Regions from separate parts of the Homo sapiens genome. Here region 2 is linked to region 1. Evidence: read pairs that join two places in POLR2A ChIA-PET (ENCODE). Cell type or tissue: OCI-LY7. All regions are shown on one strand. Links, peaks and the distances in the headings refer to the core of each region. The heading gives the core; the rest is flanking DNA.

Evidence for each region. Peaks named below come from ENCODE experiments on the same cell type or tissue, not always from the same donor. Only the 100,000 strongest peaks of a DNase experiment are listed, where the experiment ranks them.
Region 2: POLR2A ChIA-PET joins it to region 1 with 5 read pairs; 2 of 35 experiments call an interaction of 5 or more read pairs at or near these places.

The regions. Positions count from the first base shown.
Region 1 is chr4:174,767,362-174,771,361 of GRCh38, forward strand. All of the region lies in intron 2 of GLRA3 (glycine receptor alpha 3), which reads right to left. Among named protein-coding and RNA genes, the nearest start is that of GLRA3, 60 kb to the right of the region's middle. In OCI-LY7, for the core only: no CTCF peak of the experiment used is centred there; no DNase peak of the experiment used is centred there.
Region 2 is chr4:175,189,888-175,198,248 of GRCh38, forward strand. LOC124900872 (a long non-coding RNA gene) reads right to left here. Exons shown (of 2, transcript XR_007058496.1): 2 at 4,251-4,537. Among named protein-coding and RNA genes, the nearest start is that of ADAM29, 280 kb to the left of the region's middle. In OCI-LY7, for the core only: a CTCF peak has its summit at 3,351; a DNase peak (open chromatin) is centred at 4,924.

The DNA.
Region 1 (4,000 bases), core at 1-4,000:
CGCTGCATGGGCTATACTTTTCTATTTCTTTGCATGTCTTATATTTTTTTTTGTTGAAAATTGAATACTTTAGGTAACATAAAGTGGCAACTCTGGAAACCAGGCCTTCCCACCTCCAATCCAAAGTTTGTTGTTGCTGGTTTTTCTTGCAGTTGTTGTTTGTTCTTTAGTGACTTACCTGGACCAATATGGTAAAGTTTTCATTTCCCTAGAGTGCACAGCCAGTGAAATCTCCATTTAGTGAGCTTAGTGGTAAACTAATATTTGATTAGAGATTTCTTTAAAGCCTTGAGCCAATAAATCTTCCACTCTTGCCAAGGGTCTTCCATGGGTTTGGGGACATGTCTTCAGTGCTCAGGCAGTTTACAACTCTACCTTACCCTTCACTTCCTGCTTGCACAGAGCCTGATGTCCACCAGAAGTGAGATACTGGGACTCTCTGAGGACTTCCCTGGACAGGCACACAGCCCTATGTGCATATGTAAACTCCAGATTGCAAGGATATGTTAGAGCTTTTCAGAGCTGCCTAAGAACATAGAATTTTCCAGGTCCTTTATAATTTTTGTTCAGGCTCTTACTTGTCCCAACTAGTGTCACAGCCTTAGGCAGCTACAATGTTAAACAATCTTCTAATTATTTTCCACAAATGCCCTAGAGATAGAAATTTTTCCCACCAAGTGAGTTCTTAGTGAAGTCAAATAATGGAAAGCTCTTTGAGTGAGGCTCTTCCAGGGAGCTACCAGACAGGCAGAATACTGACAAAGCTCTGGGGATGGACCTTCTGAGGAATTCCAAACTTGGTCAGCCAGCTCTGGTGGTTTTACAACTTCTATTGTTTAGGGGTGGCTGGATTGCAAGGCTGCTGTGGAACTGGGAAGGTCGGTGAAATTAATATCCCTTCTGTTCTTACAGAAATTCATCAGTTTTTCTTGAATAAACACTCTTCAGGTTGTTGTAAGCTTTTTATCAATTTTAAAAGTTCTAACGGTTAATCTTGACAATTTTGCCAATGTTTTTGTTGCTTTTTTGGAGAAGTGAACTTATTGAGTTTCTCACTCCTCCATTCTGGAAATTTCTTATTAATGCCCGACTTAGTATTCATCATAAATCCAAGGATTTTTATTTTTATAAGGCCCATTTATTCATTCCTTTACTAAATATCCAAAGCCTTTGCACACAAAACTGAAGAAGACACAAAAAGATTATCATCTAGCAGAGAAGGAGGAGCAGAAATTGGTAAATTGTTGTAAGTTTCTTGCTGCCAGGCACTACCTTAGCTGATTCATAGATATTTAATCCATAGTAACTCTGAAAGAGGGAAATATTCCATCATTAACATTTTAGGGAATTAAAGCACAGTGACCCTACGTAAGATGCCAGTAGGTAGCACATTTAGAACGTGAACCATTGCTCTGATTCTAGAAATCATTCTTTTCCCACCACCTTGTTTATATGACCTTCAAAACATTTCATTATCTGGCCACAAACTTTGTTATTAGGCAGATACCTGTATAAATAGAAACGTAAAAATATTTTGTGCTAGGGGCTAAAATAGCTCTGAGTTACACTCTATGTAAGTTAGTCGGAGAACACCACATACAGAAACTAATATCTAAGACTAATTTCTTTGTTTTTTTTTAAACTGAGCGTAATTTTTGAGTAAATTGATCTTACAAGGTTTGCTACAAAAATGCCTAGTAGCCCCTTGACTTATTTCTGTTTCCCTCTTTTTCAGAGATAATTACTTCAATTCATTTAATCATCAATTCTTCGGATATTTACCTCAATTTCTCTACATAATATGTTTTTTCTTTTAGACACATCTTCTGATGCCCACAAAGAAGATAAAGATTTAGCCTTTTTTCATACATCATCCCTATCTCTACTAACATAAGCCTTTTTTCTGTCTTCCTGTTATCCAATATTTTTGTATGAAAAAAGGCTTGGTCTTTTTTGTTAGATCAATATTCACTTTTTACATTAATATGACAAGGTAGATATTTACCCCAGCCAAACAATAGAATATGTTATGCTTACTTTTTCCTTTCCTGCAGAACATTTTCCTGATATTGGCAATTGCTTCATATATAATATTTCACATAGCTTTCTCCACATGAATCGTTAACTTATCCACAAGCCCTGAAATGTCTAAGTTTTGATTCAATATGTACAGATCCATCAGGTTCTCTATGAACTTTACCTTCCTCTGGATTTACAGAGGAATGTAATGAGAATGTTTTGCTCTGGTTCAAAGCAATCGTTCTATGACCTCCCAATCATGCTAGGAATTACTTCCATAGCTTTCTGTTGTGGGATCCTCGTTCATGGTCCCATACTTCTTTCTTGGTTTATTTCTTCATTTTAGTGGAACATATGCTCCAGTAATGTTTTGACAAATGCTGCATAAGGCTATGAAGCTTTTGAGAGAGTCCTTGTTCATCAATGTCTGTTTTTTTGCATTCACACTTAATGTATAGCTAGAGTTGGTAGAAACTTTTAGGCTGGAAATGTTTTCTTCTTATGAATTTTGAAGATACTTTTTCACTATTTTCTATTTTTCAGCATTGCCATTGAAAAGCCCAAAGCCATTTTGTAGATGACCTGTTTTTCTTTCTGAAAATAAATAGGATGTTTCATTTGTTCCAATATTTTTTAAAAACTATTTCATTAGTTAGAATGGTCTAAAATATCATTTGAAGTTGCAATTTACATTTATTTGATTACTGGTTCATGATTTTCATCTTAATTTGCTTTTCAACCTATTCTCTAGATGGCTATTTATCTTGCTGAATTAAGGTAGAGGAAAAATCAATAAAATTATTTAAAAATAAAGTTTAGGTTTCAAAGGCCTTTAAATCCTATACTACACATTGAAATCACCTGGCAATCTTTACAAACCATAGATGCTTAATTCTCACCTATGTTACTTGGTATGGCATGCAACCAAGGCATCAGTATTTTTAAAAGCTTCCTAGGTCATTATAATGTGCAAGAATGCTTGGAAACCACTATCCTAAGGAATTACAGACTAGAAAATATCTGGGGCCATTATACTACAGGGTTATCAGAGATTTTCTTAGAAATAGAAAAATACAGAGAGAGGAGTCAGGGCTTGGGAGCATTGAAAATTCCAGGCTATTAATTTCATTAAAAGCGTTGCCTATTATAAATTCGGTGAACACTGTTAATAAAACAGAGTAGATGCTATGTACTTTGAAAGGGCCTAAAGTTTACTAAACATAGGAATGTCTAGAACACATAATTCAAACATGTATAGAAGTTAAATTGTTTTAAATATGAAGGATGAACATGTAATAATAAGAACCTTATAAAAGACCTGCATCCTAGGGGCGCTGTATTTAGTTACTAATGAACATTTTAAAATATCTTCATTGCTTATTTCTGAACATTTACAAATTTCTAAAATTTGTAAGATGAGAGCAGTGTGTTATGTGCCACTATGTGGGAGAGGAGTAAACTTAGTTTACTCCATGATTAAAACAAAATTCCATATATACACCATGGAATACTATGCAGCCATAAAAAATGAAAGAGTTCATGTCCTTTGTAGGGACATGGATGAAACTGGAAACCATCATTCTCAGCAAACTATCGCAAGGACAAAAAACCAAAAACCACATGTTCTCACTCATAGGTGGGAACTGAACAATGAGAACACATGGACACAGGAAAGAGAACATTACACTCTGGGAACTGTTGTGGGGTGGGGGGAGGGGGGATGGATAGCATTAGGAGATATACCTAATGCTAAATGACGAGTTAATGGGTGCAGCACACCAACATGGCACATGTATACATATGTAACAAACCTGCACATTGTGCACATGTAACTTAAAACTTAAAGTATAATAATGATAAAATAAAAAAATAAATAAATGAAATTTCCGTCCTAAAAAAGGATGAGGTTACAACTGTCAGAAGATAATTTTTTCTTAATGTGAGTCTAATATGAACTCTGAAAAGTATCTGTAGGCTGACT
Region 2 (8,361 bases), core at 2,445-6,444, 420 kb after region 1:
AGGCAGACCCTGTCTCCACAAAAAACTTTAAAAACCATTAGCTGGGTATGGCAGTGCATGCCTGTAGTCCCAACTACTGGGGGACTCAGGTGGGAAGATCATTTGAGTCCAGGAGTTCAAGGCTGCAGTGGGCCATGATGGTGCCACTGCATGCCAGTCTGGGTGACAGAGCAAGATCCTGTCCCCCCCAAAAAAATTAAAAAGATAAAACAACAACAACAAAACCCTCTTAGTTTTGCTTCTTTTTTCTATTGTTTTTCTATTGTTGTATTTATTAATCTTTATTATTTTCTTCCTTCTGCTAACTTCGTATTTAGTTTGTTCTTTTGTTAGTTCCTTGGAATGTAAGGTGAGGTTGTTTATGTAAGATTTTTCTTATTTTTTAATGTAGGCATTGATCGCTATAACATAATCATTTAGTATTGCTTTTGTTGCATCCCAGGCATTTTGTATATTCTGTTTGGGTTTTTTTTTTTTTTTTGTCTTAATTTATTTCTTAATTCTCTTTCGATTTTTTGTTTGACTCAATGGTTGTTCAAAAATATGTTGTTTAACTTTAACCCATTTGTGAATTCTCTAGTTTTCCTTCTGCAATTGATTTCTAATTTCATTCCATTGTGGCTAGAAAAGATACCTGGTATGATTTCAATTTGGTAAGACTTGCTTTGTGATATAACATGCTATCTATCCTGGAGAATGTTTCATGCACCCTTGAGAAGAATGTGTATTCTGTGGTTGTTGGGTTAAAAGTTTTGTCTGTCTGTCATGCCCATTCGGTCTATAGTATTTTCAAGTCCAGTGTTTCTTTATTGATTATTTGTCGGGTGAATCTATCTATTATTAATAGTAGCTTATTGAAGCCCCTGGCATTATATTATTATTTTTCCCTTCAGTTCTGTCTTTGTTTGTTTTATATATTTAGGTGTTTTAACCAACAGAGAAATGAAACTGAAAACCACAATGAGACATCATGTCACACCTATTAGAATGGATATTAGAGTGAAAAAACAAATGCTAGCGATTATATGGAGAAAAGGGAACTCTTGTACACTGTTGGTGGGAATGCAAAATGGTGCACCTGCTATGGAAAATGGTATGGAGGTTCCTAAAAATAATTTAAAAATGGAACTACCAAATGGCCTAGCAATTTCACTTCTGGGTGTTGATTCAAAGTAATTGAAATATGTATCTCAAATAAATATTAACACTCCCATGTTCATTGTGGTGCTATTCACAACAGCTAAGATGTAGAAACAATCCCATGTTCATTGTGGTGCTATTCACAACAGCTAAGATGTAGAAACAATCTAAATGTTCATTGACAGATAAATTGATAAAGGTATGGTAAATATATAAAATGGAATATTATTTAGCCTTAAAGAAGAATAAAATCCTACAATATGCAACAACATGGATAAAAATTAGGACTTTATGCTAAGTGAAATGTCAGTCACAAAAGGACAAATACTGAAAGATTCCAGTTATGTGACCTATCTAAAATAGTCAAACTCATAGAAGCAAGGAGTAGAATGGTGATTGTAGGGGACAGTGGAGAAGAAAATGGGGACTTGCCAATTAATTTATATAAAATTTACATTATGCAAGATGCATAAATTTTAGATATCTGCTGTACAAACATTGTGCCTGTAGAAAACAATTTTTTATTGTACACTTCAAAATCTATTGAGTGTAGATCTAAGACAATAAAATGATCTAATTGTAGTATCTTTAATAACTATGTAACTTTGTTATCTACCCTTTCTTTTAAAACCTAACATAATTTGTAGAGACAGTTATGTTCCTAAATATTAGAACCATGCTAGGTAAAATGTTAGTCTACTCTTTTTGTTTTCAGTCATGGTACAAGATTACTAAGGATAGAAATACTCTTTTACATTGTTTTAAAATTCCTCCAAGTAAATGTTCAATTAGTACCTATTAAATTGGTAACTATGCAATCAAATGTGAGTGAAAGTCTGACTTTTGAGGAAGAAAATGGCAGTTACATAAGGCTGCATGAAGGGAGTAAATTGAAGAGTTGGATAACCATGAAAACAGGTTGCTGAAAACTCTTCTTCTTTTTATTTCCAGCAGCAAAGTGAAATTTCCAAACTGGGAAATAATGTTAATTCTAAAAATAGGAAAGACTAAATCAAATTGTTTGCCTCCCTTGAACTTATGCAATTCAACAAAAAAGAGAACACAAGAACTACACATGAATGACCTTCCTACTAGTTGAAAAGAAAGACCTGAGGTCATTGTCCACTTGGATTAGCTTTTCAGGTGTTTCAGGAAATATTTTACGAATTTTAAATGGATTGAAAAACATCTCCATTGTTATTTTCCAAGGTGAACATTGTATTTTTCACTTAAATGTTATATAATTGTGTGGTTTCAATTTATACTTGTTTCTGTTTAAGGTATTGAAATGTTTCTAGGAAAATATAGAAATATATAGTATGTATTTTTTAGCTTAGATCATCTTTTATATTCAAATTATTTGCTACAGCATATAAAAACTCCAAATTATAAATGATATTAAAAGAAATATCAATATAAATGGTTTAACATATGATTTTAAAAGAATTTTGTTACAGATATATTTTAAAGACATTGAGAGAGAATTTTCTACATATACAGATGCTCCTTGACTTGTAATAGGGTTACATTCTAATAAACATCACCAATTGAAAATATTGTAAGTTGAAAATGCATTTAATACACTTAACCTACAGAACATAATAGCTTAGCCTAGCCTAACTTAAACACGCTCAGAACACTTACATGGGCCAAATCATGAACAAAAATCCTATTTTATAATAAAGTGTTGAATAGCTCAGGCAACTTATTGAATACTATATTGAAAGTAAAAAACAGAATGGTTTTATGGGTACTCAAAGTTTGGTTTCTACTGAATGCGTATAACTTTTGCAACATCATAAAGTTGAAAAATTATAAATTGAATCGTAAGTTGGAAACTGTAATTATTATGAACTATATAGTTAAAAACTTTCTATGCATAGACCCAATGGTTCATTAAATCAAATTTTAGAGTATTACAAATCAACTTAAAAAGACAAAAATTTAAGTAGAAGCTTTTTAATCAACTTACGCAAAAAAGTGTAATTTATGAAATTTTTATATAAATTGGTATTTAAAGCAAAAAAGTCCCGAGAGGTAAATAATTTCCTTTCATGATATTTATAAGTTTCTACCTTGTTTTTCACTTAGGTATGTAATTGTTTATTACCTTTACTGTCTATTCTTGAGAACGTATTTCAAATCAATATAGTCTCAAAAGACTTTCAAAATACAAGAGCCTCAATAATATTGTCAAATCAAACACATAATTTATGTGAATGCTGCTCATAGCAAACTGACTTTAAAAGAGACCACTTTGTCATAAAACTGATTTTGAAATCATGAACAAAGCAAGAAAATACATTTTTAAAGTAACTATAACGGCAAGATATAGATATGAGACCAGTCAAATTGTCTGCGTTTTGGTCATTTGTTAGATTCTGCTATTAAATACTTTCAATCTCTACCAATTAGTACCAGATAATATAATTAATTATCTGAGAATAGCTTTGTAAAAAGAATTTGTGTGAGTTTTTTTCTCTCAAATCTATAGGTATCGCTGGAGAAATGTTATCAGAGAATAGTGCCTTTTAAAGATTTGCAGAAAAATGAGATAAATATAATGCATAGTTTTGTCAAAGTTGAAATGTTAATTATTTTCTTAGAATTTCCCTTTTAATTTTTATACATAAAGATAATGCCATCATATTATTAAAAGCAACAAATGATAAAGCATCATGAACCTATTGTGCTAACATTTTTAATAATAGAACATTATTCAATATTTGCATTCCATAGTGGGAAGTTTAAAAGAGAGAAAGATGACATAATTGATTTAGAAATTAGCACTTTTATAGAAGCCTTCAGTAAGAGAAATTTATATTTGCAATGTACTTATATGTTGTTAAAATTATAATTGTGGATCTTTTGAATGTTTAGCTGAAGTTATATTGATGTTAAAGTGCTATAATGAGGGGTGAAAAAATAAAAACCAATTTAATTAGTAACTAAAATATGATCCTTTCATTTTATATAACACCAACACTGAACATTTTATATCATTTTTTCCAAAATTCTCTCATACTCATACAGTTTAAAATAGATATTTATATACCAGATTTGTATTTTACTTTATATATGCAATGAGAGTTCTTAGCTGCCAAAACAAGTGATGTCACTCTATTTATTTTTAAATGAAAGGGATTAATAAAGGAATTTTAGGTACTTCACAGAATTTATAAGGCCTATGGAAATAGACTGTTAAGTTTACAAAAATGTCCCCCCAAATCAGGGCTAGTAGTCCAAATTGCAGGGCCCAGGGCAAAATTATCATGTGCAGCCCCTTGTTCAAATAGCATGAAAAAAATGTGCTGTTAAAAAGATAAAATACAAAGTTTTTTCATTCTTCAGTGGTCTCTCTTCTCATATTGTTCTTTACTTGTTACTTCGTGTCACTCTGAATAAATAAAAATTAAAATGGAATACATGAACATACATTTTAACATTTATCTTTATAACATCCAATAGCAATTTTAGGTGCAAATGTAAGAATATTTCATTAGTAGGCAGAGGCATTAAAGTTACACAATCTCTATTTTATAGCTTCTACATGTGTATTTTGTTCTTAGCAGAGAAATGGAAATACTGCACAACACTTACTCAACTGTTTTTGAAATCAGCCCAATTTTGTCTCATAGAACTGATCTTTACAGTTTCTTTTGAGTAAACATAGAACTTGACCCTCCAGTCTTAAAACTTGATCTTGTTACATTTGTCTTATATGAGTTTCTTTCTCAGGAAACCAACCATCAGGCCTCCCAGGTAGTATCAAGAAGTGAAACTCACCAGATTATCACATATGGATAATGAGACACCAGATCCCTTACCCATCATGATTGCCTGACTGACCCCTTGTTTTGTATTGACTAATTCCCCTTCCTTACCCCTCCCTAATTCTGGTTTTCCCATATGTAGTTATATGTCTTTCCTGCTATATAAACCTGTCATTTTAGTTGGTCAGATAAATGGATTTGAAACTGATTTCCTGTTCTCCTTGGCTGTCACACTTCTTTCCTGGCAATACTTGCTGTCTCACTGACTGGCTTTCTGTGCAGCAGGCAGCAGGACCTAGAGCAAACTGTTGGCTTTTTAGTAAAATTTTTGGTTGACACACATTCTTCCAATACTCTCTACTTTTGATTTATTGCTGAGTGAGGGAAGGACTTAAGGATAAGGAACGACAGGTTTCACTATCTTTCCCTTTCCTTTTACGTCATTATTTTAGGTGTAAATAGTTGATGGGTGCAGGGGAGTAAAACAAGTTAAGGTGATGTTCCCTGGTTGCTCTTGTTTCTTAAAATCCCATTTTCATCTTTTAATGTTTGAAGTAAGTTCTGGTTCAAATGGGAAGTGCGGCCTCTTGGGACTGTTACCAACAACGCGTATTCAGTTGTGAAGCTAAACACGCTTACCTTGTACTCCCTTTGAGTCTCTCTGAACACCAAATCATCTGTGTTCTATTAGGGTTCTGTGCTAATAGGGGCATTGCAAACACTCTACGTGAATGGGGAAACAAGAAACAGTGGTAGAAGTGAATATTGCACATATCTACTCTGCTCGCATGCATGTTCCATTATCTCATTATACTTCAGTTATGAAATACAGGTTCAAAGATAAAAATCATTAAGAATTCAAAATGGTAAGAGCAGGACGTTAAACCAGGAGTGGGGTCCTTCTAAGCACAGTGTCTTGTGGGACTGCGCATGTCTAATTCCCATGATGTTGTCCTAAACAAATGGAATAGAACTGACCTTATGAAGAAAGGGTTGCTCTTAGAATTACCAAATATTAAGTGTCAGAACCTAACTTAGCTGCGATGGTACTAATGATAATGATGGTTCACCAAAAATGCTTTAGTGGTCTTCCCAACCACCACTGACTCCCTAAAACCAAATGACATTCCTACCACTTATGCCTGAAAAAACAGATTACATGTCAGTTTTTTTTTCTGGATCAAATTCTTCTATTTCTAAAGCTCTAATACATCCTAAATCACTCACCTGCATATTAGTGTCAAGAGAGACTCTTAAGTTATTTGTGGAAGCATGACTTATGATATGCTTATTTCCCAAGATAAAGAAATTAAATTAATATTTGCATTGTTTTAAATTTCAGTCTATTATGTTTACAACTGCTGTGAACATTCACGTACAAATATTTCTGTAGATTTAAATTTTCTTTATCTTAGTTAAATACATAGAAGTTTCATTAATGAGTCATACATTGAGTAAACTATTAACATGATAAGAAATTGCCACTGTCTTTCATAGAAACCATAGCATTTTGAATTCCCATCAAGCAACTTGTGAGTTTTAGTTGCTCCACATCCTTACATTACAATGCACCTAGTACTGCCACACTTAACATTTCCATTTTAATGAGGCAATATCAATAGAATAATTTCATTTTAAATTGCACTTATGAAGGAGTATTAGAATCGAGCACTGTTTTTCTGTGCATATTTGTTATTTGTATTAGTATCCTGGCTCCAGGTTAAAATACTATACACAATTTTATAAGCTCAACCATAGGTAATTGCAAAGCTTTGCCTATCAAGCCTTATGGGGAGAAAGCTGCCCTCCCAAATCAGACTTGGTGCTGGTGCACAGTCAGTATATTGTAGTTTTCTAGAAAAAGCTGCAGTGAAGAACTCGGGCCACTCTAGCTGGCCTTGCATTATATGCATATCTACATCTCTAGCTCAGATGCCTCCTTTTGCCTACATGAGACCTCCTAATTAGGTTGGCTAGGGCACTTTTTGCCACTCTGACTCGCAGTTTTCCACTCCACACCCTTCCAGTTTCCTTCTTCCTAGCCCCCTCAGGTCCATAAAAAGGCAGGACACTGGCTAGGTGGGGTGGCTCACGCCTGTAATCCCAGTACTTTGGGAGACCAATGTGGGTGGATCATCGGAGGTCAGGAGTTCGAGAACAGCCTGGCCAACTTGGTGAAACCCCGTCTTGACTGAAAATACAGCAATTAGCTGGGCATGGTGGTGCATATCTGTAATCCCAGCTACTCGGGAGGCTGAGGCAGGAGAATCGCTTGAACTTGGGAGGCGGAGATTGTCGTGAGCCGTGATCGTGCCACTGCACTCCAGCCTGGCGACAAAGCGAGACTCCATCTCAAAAAAAAAAAAAAAAAAAAAAGCAGGACACTTTTGTTAGGACTTCCTTGGCAAAGGGATGTTTCTCTCCCATCTGTGCTGTGTGTCCTTTGACCCTTGCCTGATACCACTCTGTGGGAAAAAATAGAACATGCAGACCTGGAACTTTTTCTTTACTTCTAGTATTCACAGTCACAGTAAATACAGACTTCATTATTACTTTCAGTTTGCCTTGTTATCCTAATTGACAACTGCAAATACTAGGTAAGTCAACAAATATGCAGTCGGGCCTCCCTATGCATGGGTTTCACATTCCTGAATTCAACCAGCCATGGATAGAAAATACTCTGGGGGCCGGGCGCGGTGCCTCACCCCTGAATTCCCAGCACTTTGGGAGGCCGAGGCGAGTGGATCACGAGGTCAGGAGAACGAGACCATCCTGGCTAACACCGTGAAACCCCGTCTCTACTAAAAATACAAAAAAATTAGCCGGGCGTGGTGGCGGGTGCCTGTAGTCTCAGCTGCTCAGGAGGCTGAGGCAGGAGAATGGCGTGAAACCCAGGAGGTGAAGCTTGCAGTGAGCCGAGATCGCGCCACTGCACTCCAGCCTTGGGGACAGAGCGAGATTCCGTCTCAAAAAAAAAAAAAAAAAAAAAAAAAAGAAGAAGAAAAGAAAATACTCTGGGAAAAAAATATTGCATCTATACCGAACATGTACACACTTTTTTCCTTGCCATTATTCCCTAAACAATACGGTATAATAACTATTTACATAGCATTTATATTGCACTAGATATTATAAGTAATCTAGAGATCATTTATAGTATACTGGAGATGTTAACAGTGTGAAAGTTGCAGCTATTAGGATAAGTCACACTAGTCAGACCCAGGCAAAGTGGGGATGGGAGAGCATGAAGGAGAGGAGCTCATGCTTGCAAGTCTGAAGATAAAAACTGTTTCAAGAACATTTAAAAATAACCCCACAAGAAATAATCTCACATCCTTCATGCATAAATATTTTTTCCATGGCTTATGCATTTTACATGCATGCACATATTTCTATGACAAGGTTCATTACTAGACATTCTTTAGGACTGCAGCAATTCAAATAAGAC